Linked DNA regions of Mus musculus: region 1 is linked to region 2. Evidence: chromatin loops called from intact Hi-C (ENCODE). Cell type or tissue: heart. All regions are shown on one strand. Links, peaks and the distances in the headings refer to the core of each region. The heading gives the core; the rest is flanking DNA.

Evidence for each region. Hi-C counts contacts between places; a loop is a spot of excess contacts. Peaks named below come from ENCODE experiments on the same cell type or tissue, not always from the same donor. Only the 100,000 strongest peaks of a DNase experiment are listed, where the experiment ranks them.
Region 1: a loop joins it to region 2, with 4 times the contacts of the local background. A loop is called at or near these places in 3 of 42 quality-filtered maps.

What each region holds. Positions count from the first base shown.
Region 1 is chr2:17,854,942-17,859,345 of GRCm38, forward strand. No RefSeq gene overlaps it. Among named protein-coding and RNA genes, the nearest start is that of H2al2a, 140 kb to the right of the region's middle. In heart, for the core only: no CTCF peak of the experiment used is centred there; no DNase peak of the experiment used is centred there; H3K27ac peaks cover 914 bases.
Region 2 is chr2:18,341,470-18,345,873 of GRCm38, forward strand. The region is part of intron 1 of Dnajc1 (DnaJ heat shock protein family (Hsp40) member C1); the gene reads right to left. Among named protein-coding and RNA genes, the nearest start is that of Dnajc1, 49 kb to the right of the region's middle. In heart, for the core only: a CTCF peak has its summit at 2,290 (motif pointing left); no DNase peak of the experiment used is centred there.

The sequences.
Region 1 (4,404 bases), core at 141-4,140, 490 kb before region 2:
CTTACATCTGTTGTCCCAGCGTTCGGAAGGCAGGCTAGGAGATGAAGCAGGAAAAGCCCCGGAAGCTCCTGAACCAGCCAGCCTGGCAGATAACACAGCAGATAAGCCTGGCATACACAGCAGATAACAAGAGACCTAACATCTGATATCTGAGGTTCTCTTCTGACCCCGAGCACACTGGGGCTCATTCTCACCTGCGTTTATACAAAGCATCATAAGGGATACAAGTGTGTCTTTCTAAAAGGGAGAATAAAAAATTTCAAGATAAGCTAGTCCACTTCATGAATATCTAAGCCCTTTATTACAATGATATTACAGATACTATCAGAGCTAAGTAAAACATTAATGCACTTAGTAACGAAATAGTTCCCTGACTTGTGAATTGTTACATTCGGAGTAACACACTTAGTACCAACTCTCTACTCAGACAAGCTGGTCCCCACCCCACATAAGTGCTCCCACTGTCCTGGGTCTGAATTTTGAACTTGTCACCCTAGCCTGTTCCTCTGACCGCATTCCACACAGCTCCAGTGACTCCCAGCTCTTTGTAGCTCATTCTTCCCCCTTCTGCTTTCCCCCTTCTCTAGGCTCGACCCTCTGATTATCTTCCTAGCAGCGGCCTTGGCCTGCTCTCCATCTATACCAGAATGAAAGAGTGTTCTTAGTCACTGATTTCACTCTGTTCTGTTCTGGAACAGTCTAATAGGTTAGACATGCCTGCAATGTGAACAGCATATTTGGTTCTCATCACTTGGAATAGAAAACAGTTGTCATTTCATGAATCTGTTTATCTTTGATGGTTTCATAACATTCTTTGTACCCGGAGCTGGTCATGGAAAATAACTAACATTCTCCATTTGGGGGCATGGCTGAGCCAATGAAACGCTACCGATATTTTAATAAGTCCCTGTTGGTGCTGGATATGAAAAGAGCTGCCACATTAAAGAAGATATCGCTTGCTATTGCGTATGCACATGTCACCACCGGACTGAACTGACCTTGTCTATCCGTGGCTTCCAATAGACAAAGTCTAAACCACAGCCAGAGAAGTAGAGAGAGTGATTACATGGGAGATGAAAGTCCGATCTTTGTTCACTCTAGGGTAAAGACAGAGACAGCAGTAACAGCAAGTGTGACCAAGATATGGTGAAGGGGAGACAGGGGACTGCAGATTAAAGGGGTAATCACAGGGTCAGGTTCCAAGAGGTGAAGCCGAGAGTCTGCCACGCCTTGCCCCGAAAGACCAGCAGCAAACACAAAAGCCACAGTGCCTGAAGCTCATAAAGAGAAGAAGGGGTGAGGCAGTGCATCTTCAATCCCTGACACCAGAGGCTGAGTCAGGAGGATCCAAATTTCAGGGCAGCCTGGAAGGTTTTTGCAAAATCCTATCTCAAAATAGAATTCTCATAAAGGGCAGGGGCTGGGGCTAGAAAGAAGGCCCAGGAGTTAAAAGCACTTCTTGCTTTTCCAGAGGACCTGAAGTTAGTCCTTAGCACACATCAAGAGTCTCACAGCCGCCAGATCCCATCTTCTGGCATCCATAGGCACCTACGTGCACACCAATGGTATACACTCACACAGAAAATACACATGCATATAAATAATGAAAATAATAAACAGTTTTTAAAGGGGGCTGAGGATGTATCTGAGTACTAGAGCCCCCTCCAAAGGTCCTGGGTCCAAAGTTTAGTGTTGGAGGTAAGGTAGAGGGAGAGGAAAAGAAAGAACATGAAGGTTGGGCATGGTGGCGCACGCCTTTAATCCCAGCACTCAGGAGGCAGAGGCAGGCGGATTTCTGAGTTCGAGGCCAGCCTGGTCTACAAAGTGAGTTTCAGGACAGCCAGGGCTGTTTCTCTGTATTCAGAGAAACCCTGTCTCGAAAAAGAAAGAAAGAAAGAAAGGAAGAAAGGAAGGAAGGAAGGAAGGAAGGAAGGAAGAAAGAAAGAAAGAAAGAAAGAAAGAAAGAAAGAAAGAAAGAAAGAAAGAAAGAAAGAAAGAAAGAAAGAAAGAAAGAAAGGAAGAACATGAAGAAGTCAAGGGCGACGATCTAGGAAGTTATGAGGGTGGTGGCTAAGGGCCTTGGTTAATGGACCAGTGAGGAAGCTCAGGGGCTAAGGGTGCTTGTCGCCAAGCCTCACTACCTGTAGGAGTCACCCCTAGAACCCATGTGAAGGTGAAGGAGAGAACCAGCTTCCAAGCGCTGTACTCTAACCTCCTCCACATGTAAGCACACAGGAAACAATTCAGCTTCAGTCAGCACTCAGACCATATGCTCATACCATGTACGCCCGATGTGAATGATGCTGGACTACCCATGACTCTCTGAGTCCTGATTTCCTTGTCAGGAGACAGAAAAGCAGATCGGGCAGTACGGGGGGGGGGGGGGGTTGGGGGGGGTTGGCGGGGGGGGGGTTGGCGGGGGGGGGGGGAGTGAAATATGGGAACCACAGAAAGCACTCCTGTGGATGGTGAGAAGCAATACAGACTGCTTAGCCAAGGACCTAGTACCAAGAAACCATTAAACAAATGGCAGTCAATATGAGGCCAGTAATCAAGGGCTGAAGTAATAGCAAGATATGAAAGTAATTGCTGTGTGAATTCCTCCTGTGTGTGTGTGTGTGTGTTTTTACTTTGTTTCATTTATTATTACATGTGCGGTGTGGTGAAAGGTTGTACATGCCTCAGCATGTGTGTGGAGGTCAGAGAACAACTTGTGAACATGAACTCCTAGGAAATGAACAAGTTAGCCTAGTAACCTAGTGTGCCATGAACTCCTAGGAAATGAACAAGTTAGCCTAGTAACCTAGTGTGCCAATGAATGGCTGACTTAGGAGTAATAAAGGACTGAGTCTCAGTCAAACGTGTGACACCACATCATACGCAGGTGGCCAAGGGCTCCAATAAGATCACCAGCCATCTCCTTGGCTTTACCTCCCGGACCATGTTTCTATGTTCTGTGCAGAAATACCTTCTGAACACAGTGCAGGAGGAAGCTCTCTGAGCCTGTCTTGGTTATGTGATGCTCAACTCTGAAATCACAAACACAAGGCCAATGAAGCGCTACAGAGCGAGATTCATTGTGGTTCCGTCTTTTAACACACCAGTCTGAAGCTGGACGCGAGACTGCCTAGAAGACTGACAGCTAATTGAAGCTCATTCCTTCAAGTAACTGGGCTGTGTGCTGTGTCAGTTCAAAGACCACGAAATGCCTGTGTCTTCAAGGTGGCTTTCTGGAATTGCTCTTGGGAATCCTGTCTTTGGTGCACAGAAGCGCTTAGCCACTATATAAAACTGTGGAAAACACGATGCCCAGGTCTTTGTCCCTTAGCCGTGCCCTGTTTCCCTTTGGATTGGTACAGCCACTGTACCAGCCTGAGTAACTGGTGTGTTAATCTTACGGAAAGTGTGCCGGTTAAACGGAAGCTCACTTTTCCTCTTTGCTCTGACCTTTTGGGAAGTCAGAACTAAATCGGGATGCCTCCAAGCAACAAGGCAGTCCGTTTTGTTAATACAATTCACTAAAAATAGATTCTGCCTAGTGTGACCTCAATATTCCGAGTCTAGTAGACCAGACCGAGGGCCAGGATACAACAGCCCACTAACAAATCCAGCCAGCTGCCTGTTTACTGCCCCATTAAAACACTCTGGAGCATTTAACAAAAGAGCAGACACGGACAGAAACCATATGGGCCCCCCAAACCAAACAACTTTCTGTTTTGTTTTTGTGTTGCTGTTGTTGTTTTCAGATAGGATCTCATAGCCCAAGCTGGCCTGGAACTCACTGTAGCCAGTCTGATCGTCACATTTTCAAGGCTCTTGCCTCCTCTTGAAGGCAGGGAATAGGCCTGCATTGCCAGAACCAGTATATCTGGCCCTGTACATATTTACTTACCCCAGTTCTACACTTTTCTTCTAACTGTTGTCTGTGTTTTGAAAGCAATCTAATCCCACTTTGAAGATAAACAATCTAATTTTAGATTGTCAATTTTAAAGAGAGGAGAGGCTTCTAACTCTGTGTGACACGCATGCATACACACACACACACACACACACACACACACACACACGTGCGCTCGAAGTCACACACACACACAGGACTCCTATCCTTCTCAGAATGAGTTTCAAGACAGCCAGGGCTTCAAAGAGAAACCTTGTCTTGAAAAACCATTTAAAAAAAAAAAGTTGTTTTCCTTAATAGAATTTGTTTAAAATGCACCAATTCCTACTAACCGCTAAAAGAAGAAATGCTAGCAAAGTGAAGAAAGGTGCTGTAGGAGAGGCAAGGCTAGGATGCCTTGGAGGCCACTTGTGACAGTTCCTACTCAACACCAAACTCGCCATGGCAATTGGATCATCACCATGACAGTAATAAAAAATAAAAGCCTTCCCTGCTTTTGTAATGAA
Region 2 (4,404 bases), core at 217-4,216:
ATGAAATTTTTTTTCTAATTTCTTCTTCTGAAAGTATGCTGTTGGTATAATTGAAAGCCAGGTTTATTTTAAACATTGATTTTGTATCCTACATTTTTACTGTTCAGTATTTCTTTTAAACATCATTTTCCTGAGAAGTGTAAAACTTGGATAGTTCTTTTCTACTGAGTTACTTTTTATCTGGACACCAATATCATTTTCAGTAAACTGAAAAGGAATGCTCTAAATTTAACAGAAATTTTTAGTCAATAAGAACGCTTCTTTAAGGATGTACCTAACCAAGCTTTAAATACTGGAGGTGAAAGTATATAATATAATTATACAGGCAAAAAAAAAAGCAGAAATGTAACCCAGTGACATAAATGACAACAAAACAACTTTTCCTCCAGCAAATAAGAATTCTAAACTCTATGTGGCTGTTGAAAACAACCACTTTATGCCTTGCTTTTACCCTTTAGAAGCTTCACAGGTACAATGAGCCTGGGAAGAACCCATCCCTTTCACGGAGAAGTCCTGCCATAGAAATGCACATTGTCAGTTTCCTTTAGGCCAGTGTGATTCTTCAAGTTACAATTTAACTTGCAACTTAGCCATAATTAATTTATATGACTTTGTTTTTATTAGTAACCATACTTCTATTTGTTGACTCCCATTTAGAAAACGTTATAGCAGCTGTTGGTGTTTCCCTATCCTGAGAAAATGAGCATACCTTTTAAAGTTCACTTCATTAGATGATTAAAAGCTGATTCAACGCAATTATCTTAAGCTCAATGGTGTCAAAAATAAAAATTTGAGATGTTTCTAAAGTGTTTTCTTAATAAAGTCTGAAAGACTAGACAAGAAATGTAAATCAGTCGATTGCATTTTGAGTAACCTGTTACTCTTACAGAAACTAACAACCAAATAATTTAATTTCTATGGCTCTGTACACAACCTGAAAGTAATTTGTAGGATATTTAATTGCAAAAGAGAAAATCAATTGTTCTGACATTATTTATGAAATGTAATTATTGAAAGTTACTGTTGTTTCAGTGAGCCTTTAGTCTAAAATATTTTATAAGAAAATAAAATATGTAAAAAATCACAGCAAACCAATTATCATGCATTTACTATGAATTCCCAGTGACATATTATCATTCACCATAAAAACACCCGAACTACTGAAAGTCAATTCTAAACCATGTACTATCTGAGGCTTTCCTTAATATTTTATAAAGCCAAATAGGATGTATTCACTTAGATGTACAGTGATACACCAAAAGAAAGGTCCTGTTTCATCTTTAAAAAAAAATAAACACTAAAATTATTGTGAAAATGATGACCACCTTTCAGTATGTAGTGAGAATTTACTTAAAAAAAACTCAATTATTTTTATATTAACAAGCTTTTTCTCGTTGATAAAGAATTCAATACTATGCATATTTATTATTTTAAACCAGACTCTAGTCTGAACAGAGACACATATATATGCATATATTATATATCCACAAACCATATATGATAACTCATAAAATGAGCTCGTATATGAAGTTAGTAGATTATATTATTAAAGTTAAAATGTTCAAACTGGATAGAGCTTCATAAACCAAATCATCTATAATCTTAATTTCTATCAAATGATCAGATGGTTTTAATTATAGAACAATGTAAATATGTATATATGAGTGTATGTATGTATGTGGCCAATACTCTACCAAAATTGAAATGCAAAGACCTGTTAACTGAAATGTGAAAAGATAATAGCAATACCAATTAAAAACATTAATTTCATTTTAAACATTTGATTTTTTAAACACTTGATTCTTATTAAAATCTTTTACTAACTTATTAGATATGCACGGTCATTTTAATACTAGGTATAAGCATACTACTAGCACTTTTATATACTTTTTCCAATAAATATCAATGGCAATAATATAGACATCTAAGACACTTAAGTAGCCATTTTTCAAATTACTAGTGGGTTTGTTGAATTAATTTCACATGACATTAATTCATTCTTAAATATGATTTTTTAAAAGTCTACTTTGGATTGTATATTAGTAAAATAATGTAAAGCACACATGTGAAAGGCGAGCACACTTTCTCTTAGGAAGTACTGAAGCTCCATCTAGAGGCTCTCCTCCTGCCACAGTCATTTGCAATATAAGTAGTATCACCTAGAAATGTGAAGAACATCGAAATGTCAGGGATTTCCTTTGTACAGATCCTTTTGTTATTCATAATGAGTTCTTGCCCTAACCTTCTCAGGGTGGCTCTAGCTCCATCACTGCCATCAAGTGGTAAAAAACTAAAACTGAACCTAAAGACAGAAGGAAGAAAGCAGACAGAAGAGAACTGTGCCCTCTTACCACTCATCACTCTCAGTAGTGCATGAGTTCACCCTTTTCTCCTATGTCATTTTCTATATCAACTTTGGGGGAAACACAGTCATGTTGTTATCTCAAAAAGAATAGCATTTTTTCTTTTTTCTTTGCTTTTTTCCTTTTTTTGTTTTATTGTTGTTTTTTCAATACAGGGTTCCTCTGTGTATTTCTGCTGCCCTAGAACTCACTCTGTAGACCTAGCTGCCCTCAGACTCAGAGATCTGCCTGCCTCTGCCTCTGTTTCTGTCTCCTGAGCACTGAGAATAAAGGCATATGCCCAGTTTGCACCTGGCTTTTATATCTAAAGCTTTGGTTAAAGATTTTTAAGTTTGCAAATGCAAAATAAAAACTACTTTGAGGGGCTGGTGAGATGGCTCAGCAGGTAAGAGCACTGACTGCTCTTCCAAAGGTCCTGAGTTCAAATCCCAGCAACCACATAGTGGCTCACAACCATCCGTAATAAGATATGACACCCTCTTCTGGTCTGTCTGAAGACAGCTACAGTGCACTTACATATAATAATAAATAAAATTTTAAAAAAACTACTTTGAATAAAATCTACTTATAGAATTTCATGTTTTTTACTTAACTGACAGGGATAATAGGAAGAAAATAAAGAATTGTTTAAGATTAATAGGTTTATACAATGGCAGTTAGTAAGAGAATAAATATTCTTCTATCACCTATATAAAACCTAGGGTTTAATAAAGTAGATACTGCCCAGTTTTATAAATTGTACCCTTGAACTGTACTTTCAACAATGGTTCCCCAAAATGTTATCAACAGTCTGAATGAGAAAAACAAAATTAGTAATTTCTTGAGAAGACAACAACAAAAAGCAGCAGGAAATTCAAATAAAATTAAAATCCCCTTTATGATACATATTTTCTTAATTAAATAATGGGAGCTAGGGCTTTACTGAACCCAGAAAAAAAAAAAGCTAAATGAAATAATGACAGTTTAGGGTGTACTGCTATGAAGTACAAACTATGACATAATTATAAAACTTTATCCAAGACTCTATATAAAATACTTGTATGAAGGTAAAGTTAACTCAGTCTTAAAATGTTTAGTATGCCCCAAATTGCTAACATATATTTAAAGGTTATTCTTTTTAATTTATATATTTATAAAAACTTTACAATGTTCTAATTTTATTCTTTTAGTGAGATTTTAATTTTTCCTGAGAAGCCTGATTTTAAATTTCAGAGATATTGAAAACTCTGTAATTTGATTATAGGTATAGATTTACTTATTGAACTAACAACTTAAGAGCAGCCAACATCCCTACTATAGGCCAAGGTCTATCCCACATGGTTCATATGTAGAATTTCAAATAAACCTCTCAACCTTCTTCAAAACAAGCACAACTATCATTCTATTGATTCAAAATCAAAACAAACAGGCCAACCCGAGGCATACAGGGTTAGTAATGACTCACAGTCACAGAGTAAGTACTCTGATAGGCAGCCTAGGCCACCTGCACTAGTAAGGACTTTTACACAAGACCAGTTTTCTCCATCTATGCACTACTGACATTTTGGATAGATAAGTCTGTATAAAAGTTGTTCTGTGTACTGTAGGATGTTTAGCAGCATTCTTAATCTCTACCAACAGATGCCAAGAGTGAGGGCTCAATGCCAGCTCTCCTTCTTTCCACTGGGATAACAAAAATGTCTCCATATCAGTGTCTCCATTGTTAAATGTCCCAGGTAGGGAAAATAAGATTAATAGAGATTTAATTTATAACATTGAATATCCACTGCTGAACAATGAAATTTTAAATTAGTCGCTGCTACTGTGTTTGTATTTTTATTAGGATTACATTCATCATTTTTGGAATCTAAGTTCTTTGTGTTTAGTGGGAGGTCTCTTCCTCCAGCCTGCACTTAGACCAACTTATAGATGTACAATGCTGTTGCTGATGTACAATTTAAAATTTTGACGTATGTAGCTTTAATCTTTTGTAACAAAAACTAATAACACTGGTTTAAGTGCTGACCTGACATGCTATTTTGTAAGGTTTGGATGTAAATAA